Regions from separate parts of the Homo sapiens genome. Here region 2 is linked to region 1. Evidence: read pairs that join two places in POLR2A ChIA-PET (ENCODE). Cell type or tissue: CD4-positive, alpha-beta T cell. All regions are shown on one strand. Region 1 holds the start of HSF2 (heat shock transcription factor 2). Region 2 has its middle 58 kb from the start of SERINC1.

Region 1 (4,000 bases):
TCTCTAAGAGTCATTTCAAATATAATTTTATCTTCATCATTCCTACCACTCCATTACATTTTCGAGGGATCTCATTTATTCATCAAACAATTATTAAACACCTAGTGTGTCTCTGGCACAGTGATCTCACTGAGCTTACATTTTGATTGTCCCACTGGCATATTAGAAAATTGGTTAACACATAAGCTTAAAGTTAATAATGGGATTAAAAAATGGTTAAGTGGCTTGTTTATTTGGCTTAGAACTCATAGAATGATGCATTTACGGATCAGTACGAAACTCTCCACATTTGACAGTACTCAGAAAATAAGAATGTTATTAAAACACTGTTGCTAATCAGAATTTAATAGGCCTACCACTGACATGATACTCTGATTAAAAGCAACTGCCAATATATATAGCCCCTATTTCTGGCCCATAAAAGACAAAAAGGTATGATAAAGTCAGCTTTCGTGGGGAGAGAATCTCAGTCCAATCTCTAACACGAATACGTGTCTGAGTAACAGTCTGTACTGATCCTTCTTGTCAACTTTTAATCCTTCTAACTGATGAAAAGCATGAGACATGTGTTTATTTTAAGTACATGCTAGTGGCTGGCTTTCTTATTTTCACCTAGCTTTGTACAATTGTACAGAATTCATTAAATGCTTAATAGAAACACTCACGCCCCCCTACTCAACTCCAAGCAGGGAGTGGGGCTAAAAGGATAACTCAGTTGCTCATAAAGAACACACAAAAATTAAATCCTAGAAGGAAGTCGGAAAAAAGAACAAATAATAACACAAGGCAAACTATGGTATTACAGAAGTCAAAACTTCAGGGTCTTAATATGGTGCTCACTCCCTGTTAAGACAAAAGTAAATAAAACTAAGAGTTCCTATAATAGGAGAACAGGAAAGAAAGGAGGACGGGAGATAACATTTACTCAGCACTTAACAGGTGCCAGGCACTATGCAGGTAGTTTTCACTTATTCTTCTCAAGAACTACACATATGAAAATATGCCTCAATAGGTGATCATCTACAATAAGAGTTAACCACTTTCCTTCATAAAAATGATTCCAACAGCCTAGGAGTGTATTCTAATGCACATGCACTGTGGATGTAAATAATCATTCTGCCTAAAATCTTGTATTTGGGACTGATATAGGTCTTGGGTCACCTAGGCAACCCATCCATCTTATGAAAGATTTAACTTAGGCCAGACAAGATAAAGGGCTGGACTAAGGTCATGCTTGTTTAGAAGCAGAGTTGAGATCAAACCAATAATCAACACATCGATATGCCCCTCTGCTGGTAACTGTTCAGCGAAATTTAGTAACTACTAAGTTACCACCTATTAGTACTTTATTAAAACAATCCTAATAATCCCATTATACAAATAGCACAGAATCTCAAAAGAATAATTTGTTAATTTCTATATATTTTTAAAACCAACTGATAAGCAGTAACCTGCGTTTGAACGTATGTCTATTGCCCTGACTGCTCTCCACATAAAGATGCCAGATGCAAAGCAATGTTGGGGGAACTGGGGGTGATCGGTCGCTGAGGTAAAGATCGCCTCCTATAAAGCCCCACGTTGATGATCCTGGCCCTGGGCTCCCTGTCCCCTCCGCGATTTGTAACCCCTGAGCCGGGCGGGAGGACGGAGGATGAGTGTGCAGTAAAGAGGCTCCCGCGCCCTCGGCTCGCCGATTCCCCTCGCGACGCCGGGCCGGTTCCGAACGCGGACCGGACCGTTAAGGGGCTGCCTGGGCCGCTACGCCCCGCGCGGGCCGCCCCTCCCCCACCGCGGCCTGAGGAGAGCGGCGCTGCCGGCCGGGCCCCCGCGGCTCCCCGAGCGAACAATACAGGGGGTCCCCCGCGAGGCTGAACGCCAAGGCCCCGCACCGCGGGCCTCGCAGACAGCGTCGAGCCGCAAGGCCGCGAGAGACCACCCCGCAGGAGAGCGAGTGAGGAGGCGGTTATTCAGGGGGTTCAGAGGCCGCCGTGGCCTGACCGTACCTGGCTCCAGGTGATGAACTCGTTAGTGTGGGTTTCCTCCACAAGCGTCCACAGCTTGCTGAGGAAAGCCGGCACGTTCGAACTCTGCTTCATTGTTAACGCGGCGCAGGGATTCCAAATTCTACACCCGAACGCGGTGGTAGCGGCGGCGGCAGCTACGGCAGCAGCTCCCCGAGAACGCCCACAACGCAGGCGCAGCAGATCTTGGTCCCCGCCCCCCCAACCCCGCCAGGCGCGCGGCAAGGCCGAGAGGCCGGGCGGCCGCACGTGACGGACAAGTCTCCGCGCTCCGCCTGTGCGCGCAGTGGTTCCGCGCCTGTCCCGTCCCTGGCCAATCCCAGGAGCCGACTGCACGACAGAGAAAAGCGATTGGCTGCTGCTGACATGAAGGGGGTGGGAGCAGAAGGGGGTGGGAGCAGAAGGGGGCGCTGCCTCCTCATTTGCCTTTTATACAGAAGCCTTGATGGTAGCAGACTTAGGCTTGGGAGACCGTGTTTGGATGTTTCACGTGGAAACAGCTTATGGTTTCTGGGCTGTGGCTGGGAGGCTACAGAAACCCTTCAGGGCCTTTGAGTCATAAGTTTGGCAGGCAAAGTGTGGTTTGCACCAGTTTAGAGAAAGGATCCATTTGCATAAGGAAAAAACCAGCTCTCAAGCATGATGTGCTAGGCCCCAAATTGAAATTGTCTTAAAAATAATGAAACTTGTTCTTACATTTTCATTGGGAGAAAAAGCCCTCTTTAAAATATGTTTATCAAAAAGAGCAGTTTAAATAACTCACTCTCGATTACTTAAAACTGTAAACCAGGAACTGCAATTGATATATCATGTGCTGTTTTTAATCCAGTCATCAAGTGCCTACTCTGTACCCAGAATAAAAAGAAATAGACTCATTTGTACTATTTTAGTTAATTAAAATAGTTTTTCCTGCGTATACTTTACAGATATAGTCTTTTTTGCCTAAGAGATTGGTATAGTGGAAAAAACAATGGAAAAGGAGTCAGTAGATCTCAGTTTAGATAAAGCCTCTTGGACATTTTTCTGTATATTAAAATACACTGGTTCTGTCATTTAGAACAATTCCTTAGCCACCAGTGCCAGTTTTTTCCATTTCTTGACTGGGAATAAGATCTATCTTTTTACCCACTAAGAGTGTCTTTAATACTATAATGGCTGTGCAAATGCTTTGAAAATATGAAGTCTACAAAATTCGACTTTTTTTTTTTACAAAAGTCAGCATGTGAAGGCAAAAACTTACAAACAAGTCAGAGATAACATACAAAACTTCAACATAGGATTGGTTTACTTCTTGGGTGAATGTAAAATAGTACATTAAATATATATCTATCATTTAATGGAAGATATATGTATATCTCTTCCAATGAGCAAGTATTTAGTGAATGCTGCCTTTGTGCTCAGCACTGGGATGTTGGCTGAAGCAAAATCAGATATATGGAGGCATGCATGTGATAGAGGAAGTAATATTTGATGAGCCCTTATATATGCCAAGGGCTTTACATATATTATTGAATCCTCACAACAACCCAATGAACTAGGTTTTATTATCCCATTTTCCCAGAGAAGATTCTGAGACTCAAAAGTTGATTAATTTCTTCAGTCACAGCAAGTAAATGGGAGAGTATTTACACCCAAGCTTTATTGAGCTCAAAAGTATGTGCCCTTTCCATTGTACAATGATGACACTGTTTCAAAGCTCAAGATGCTTATATTCAAACTCAAGAAACAATATGACCACAGTGATCAGCACTCAATATATACAAAAAGAGCTAAATGTTTTGTATAAAATAAGTACTAGATAAGTTTAAAAAGACAGATTAGTAGGTTAAGGTGGTAAGGAAGGATTTCATGGCAGATAGGGACCTTAAGTTGGGTCTTGAGGTACAAATATATTTGAATAGCTAAAAGGAAGACAACAGAATGAGCAAAAACCAGGAAGCTAATGATCATGTCTGTCTATGGAGGGCAACAGCTCAGGA
Region 2 (4,000 bases), 130 kb before region 1:
ATTAAACTAGGTGGAAGCATGTAGATACTTTATTTTTCTCATTTCACCTTAGTTAATTGTTATCTGCAATTTAAGGATAACAAGCTACATTATAGCTACCATTTACTGCCTGTTTATTATCTATGAGGCTGCATAAATGTTCTACACTGAAGCTCTCATTTGATCCTCACAGCAAACATTTATGGAGGCGTCAAGCTAATTTTAGAGATGAGAAAACTAAAGGACTGAAAATGTGGTAAGTCTGTATCATAGAGCTACACAAAAGTCAAGTAACATTGCATCATAGAGCTGGCAAGTGGAACAGCCAGGATTTAAACTCAGATCTGTCTTTTTGCCTACATTCATTCAACAATTATTAAGCTACTTTGTGCCAAGCACAATGCTGAGTGCTAAAGCCACAAAGATTAACGGTATAAATTCCCAGCCTTAAGCAATTCACAGTCTAGTATTTGAAAGAAATAAGAATATAGACAATTAGAGAACAATGTGCTATCCCTGGGAAAATAGAAGGTGCATCTAGCTCATAGTTAGGAAACCCTTACCAGAAGTGAAAGGTGGGGAGTGGAAGGAGGTGGAGACACCTGGGATGGGTCTCAAAAGCTGAGTAGGAATTAACCAGGAGAAGGCAGCATAGGAAATTGAAGCAATTATGCTGTATCCCAGGCAGAAGGATAAAGAACATTTAAAGAACCAACAAGTTCAAGTGTCCACAAGTAGTGGTTTTCAGATAAAAACAGGAAAATTGAGTCTGGATTTGATAAATCAGTTTAGGATATATGAAGCTTTCTTCCCTGTATAATGAAGTAGATTTATAGGTAACTACAATGATGAAATCATCTAGTTAATGCCCTCTTTCTGTTACTCTTTGTGTGCCTGAACTTCCAAACTTTTCTCTTGTCATAGAACAATCCAGCAATAGTGATAGCATATTTTTCAATCTCTAAAGGGTTCATCTGCACATGTGGACATGACGGGGCAGCAGAAACTAATTTTGTATTTACAGAGAATTCCCATGTTTTCAAAAAATTTCACATACATATTTTCTTTTGTGATATTAAAGAGGCAATAATTCAATTTTTGTATAGCTCCCTTACAATGTTCAGCCTTTTTCCTATACACGTATGATATTTTAAAGTCACCCACTCTTAAGGTCATTTCAGCAAGATGGCAGACTAGAAAGCTAAAAGTTCTCCTTCCCTCATAGACACTGAGTTGACAATAACAGAATATCCTGTGAGAACCACAGAGGCAAATTGAGTAGATACATCACTTAAGTAAGCCATTGTAAAACCAAGACAGGATTTCAAAGAAAGAAGTAAGGAAATTTGCAGCATTTGATGTGTCTGTTCATGTGTCTCCCACTAAATGGCATATTGCAGAACAATTAGAAAGAACTCCTCTCCCATATTGGGGCTTTTGCCAAAAACAGGAGAGTTGACCACGTTTCCAATGTTCTGGTTTATCTGAGAGCTGTCTTGGGGACTGATCTCTTTCTCACCTGACTGGGAGAGTTTAGAAGCTGCTGAAAACAGAGGCTAGTAGCATGTTAGGCTGCAGTTCCTCAGAAAAACACCAGAGAGAGCCAGAGATCATAAAAGGTTTGAAGCTCTTTCACTTCTAGCTAGGCTCATAGGCAAAGTCTTCCCTGCTTGAAGGCAGTACATAACTGGGAGAGGGTGGTTGTTTTTTCAAATTCCCAAATCCCAGCAAACAAACAAACAAATTACAAGGCATACAAAGAAAAAACATGGCACAATCAAAGGAACAAACTCCAGAAACTAATCCTAAAGAAACATAAATCTGTGAGCTGTCTAAAAATGAATTTAAAATAACTATCATAAAAATACTCAATGAGCTAAAAGAGAATACAGATAAATGACTAAACAAAACCAAAAACAATCTGTGACCAAAATTAGAATATGGACAAGTCAATGGAAACTATTTTTTTTAAACACAGAAATTCTGGAGCTGAAAATTTCAACAATTAAACTAAAAATGTATTTTAAAGAATGAAACAGCAAACTTTATCACTAAGATGAAATAATGAGCAAACTTGAAGACAAGTCAGTTGAGATGATTGAATCAGAGAATCAAACATAAAAAAGAGTAAAGAAAAGTGAAAAGAGCCTATGGGACACTATTAAGTGGACCAATATATACATATGAGAATACTAGGAGGAGAGGAGAGAAAGAAGGGGGAGAGAGCTTATTTGAAAAAATAATGGCTGAAAATAGCCCAGATCTGAAGAAAGAAACGGACATGTGGATTCAAGAAGCTGAAAAAACTCCAACCAATGTAAATCCCAAGAGAACAACACAGATGTATCTTATAATCAAACTGTTTAAAGCCAAAGACAAAGAATCTTGAACACAGAAAGGAAAAAAGAGATTCATCACATATAAAGGAGTTTCCATAAGATTATCAGGGGATTTCTCAGCAGAAACTTTGCAGGCTAGAAGGAAGTAGAATAATTCATTCAAAGTGTAGAAAGGAAAACAAAACTATCATCAATAAATACTGTATCCAGCAAAAACATCCCATCCTTCAAAAATGAATGAGAAATTAAGATTTTCCCAGACCAAGCAAAAGGTGAGGGAGTTCATTACCACTCGACCTGCTCTACAAGAAAGGTTAACTAACAGGTGCCCTTCAAGTTGAAACAAAAGGATAGTAGACAGCCATTTGACACGATGTGAAAATATAAGGTACTCTCGTAAAGGTAAATTTATAGACAAATATCGTGACTTGTATTATTGTAATTTTGATGCATAAAACTTAAATGACAAAAATTCAAAAGCTATAAAGTCATATTAGTGAGAATACAATATATGAAAATGAAAATGTAAATTGTAACCTCAACAACATAAAGTAGGGGAGGTGGAACTGTTAAGAAGTAGGGTTGTTGTGTGTGTTAAACGTACTTGTTATCTGTTTAAAATAAAATGCTATAACTTAAGATGTTTTACGTAATTGCAATGAAAACCACAAAGAAAATATCTATGTAATATATCCAAAAGGAAATAAGAAGTAAATCAAAGCACATCATTACAGAAGATCAACAAAACACAAAAGCAGAGAGAAAGGAGAAACAGAGAAGCTGTAAGATATACAAACAACAGTTAACAAAATGGCAATTGTAATTCTTTTATCATCAGTAATTACTTTAAATGTAAATAGAATCAACTGTCTGTTATACACAGAATGTTTGTGTTACCCTAAAATTCACATGAAGCCCTAGTCCCAAATGTGACAGTAGTTAGCGGTGTGATCATTTGAGGTAATTAGGTTTAGATGAGGTCATGAGAATTGTGTCTTTTTTTCCATTTTTTCTCTTTTCTCTTTTTTAAAGAAATAAGGTCTTACTCTGTCACCCAGGTTAGAGTGCAATCAGTATGACCATGGCTCACTGCAGCCTCAAAATCCTAAGTTTGGTCTCCCAAGTAGCTAGGACTACAAGCATGTGCCACCATGCCCAGCTAGTTATTTTATTTTTTGTAGAGACGAGGTCTTGCTATGTTGCCCAAGCTAATCTTGAACTCCTGATCTCAACTGATCCTCCCACCTTGGCTTCCCAAAGTGCTAGGATTATAGGCATGAGCCACCACACTTGGCCCACAGATTAACGTTCTTATAAGAAGAGGAAAATATTAGAGCTCCTTCTTTCTCTATCATGTGAGGATACAGCAAGATGGCAGCCGTCTGCAAGCCAGAAAAAGGGCCTTCATCAGACCCTAACCATGCAGGGACCTTGATCTCTGACTTCCCAGCCTCCAGAACTGTGAGAAATGAATTTGTATTGCTTAAGCCATCCAGTCTATGGTATTTTGTTTTATCAGCCTGAGCTTACTAAGACACTGTCCAATCAAAGAACAGAGATTGACTGAATGGATAAAAAACATAGGACCCAGCTATCTGCTTTCTAAAAGATACTCACTTTACATCTAAGAACACATGTAAGATGAAAATGAAAAGATAGGAAAAGATACTCCATGCAAATGG

The links. ChIA-PET counts read pairs that join two places held together with the same protein. Peaks named below come from ENCODE experiments on the same cell type or tissue, not always from the same donor. Only the 100,000 strongest peaks of a DNase experiment are listed, where the experiment ranks them.
Region 2: POLR2A ChIA-PET joins it to region 1 with 6 read pairs; 2 of 35 experiments call an interaction of 5 or more read pairs at or near these places.

Annotation. Positions count from the first base shown.
Region 1 is chr6:122,397,834-122,401,833 of GRCh38, reverse strand. HSF2 (heat shock transcription factor 2) reads right to left here and starts at 2,182. Exons shown (of 13, transcript NM_004506.4): 1 at 2,004-2,182. The coding sequence starts at 2,096. RefSeq lists silencers at 1,737-1,856, 2,127-2,446 and an enhancer at 1,387-1,886. In CD4-positive, alpha-beta T cell, a CTCF peak has its summit at 2,447 (motif pointing right); a DNase peak (open chromatin) is centred at 2,293; H3K4me3 peaks cover 2,225 bases; H3K27ac peaks cover 965 bases.
Region 2 is chr6:122,528,224-122,532,223 of GRCh38, reverse strand. It overlaps a transcript of PKIB not described here. Among named protein-coding and RNA genes, the nearest start is that of SERINC1, 58 kb to the right of the region's middle. In CD4-positive, alpha-beta T cell, CTCF peaks have their summits at 1,402 and 1,606; a DNase peak (open chromatin) is centred at 1,573; H3K27me3 peaks cover 205 bases.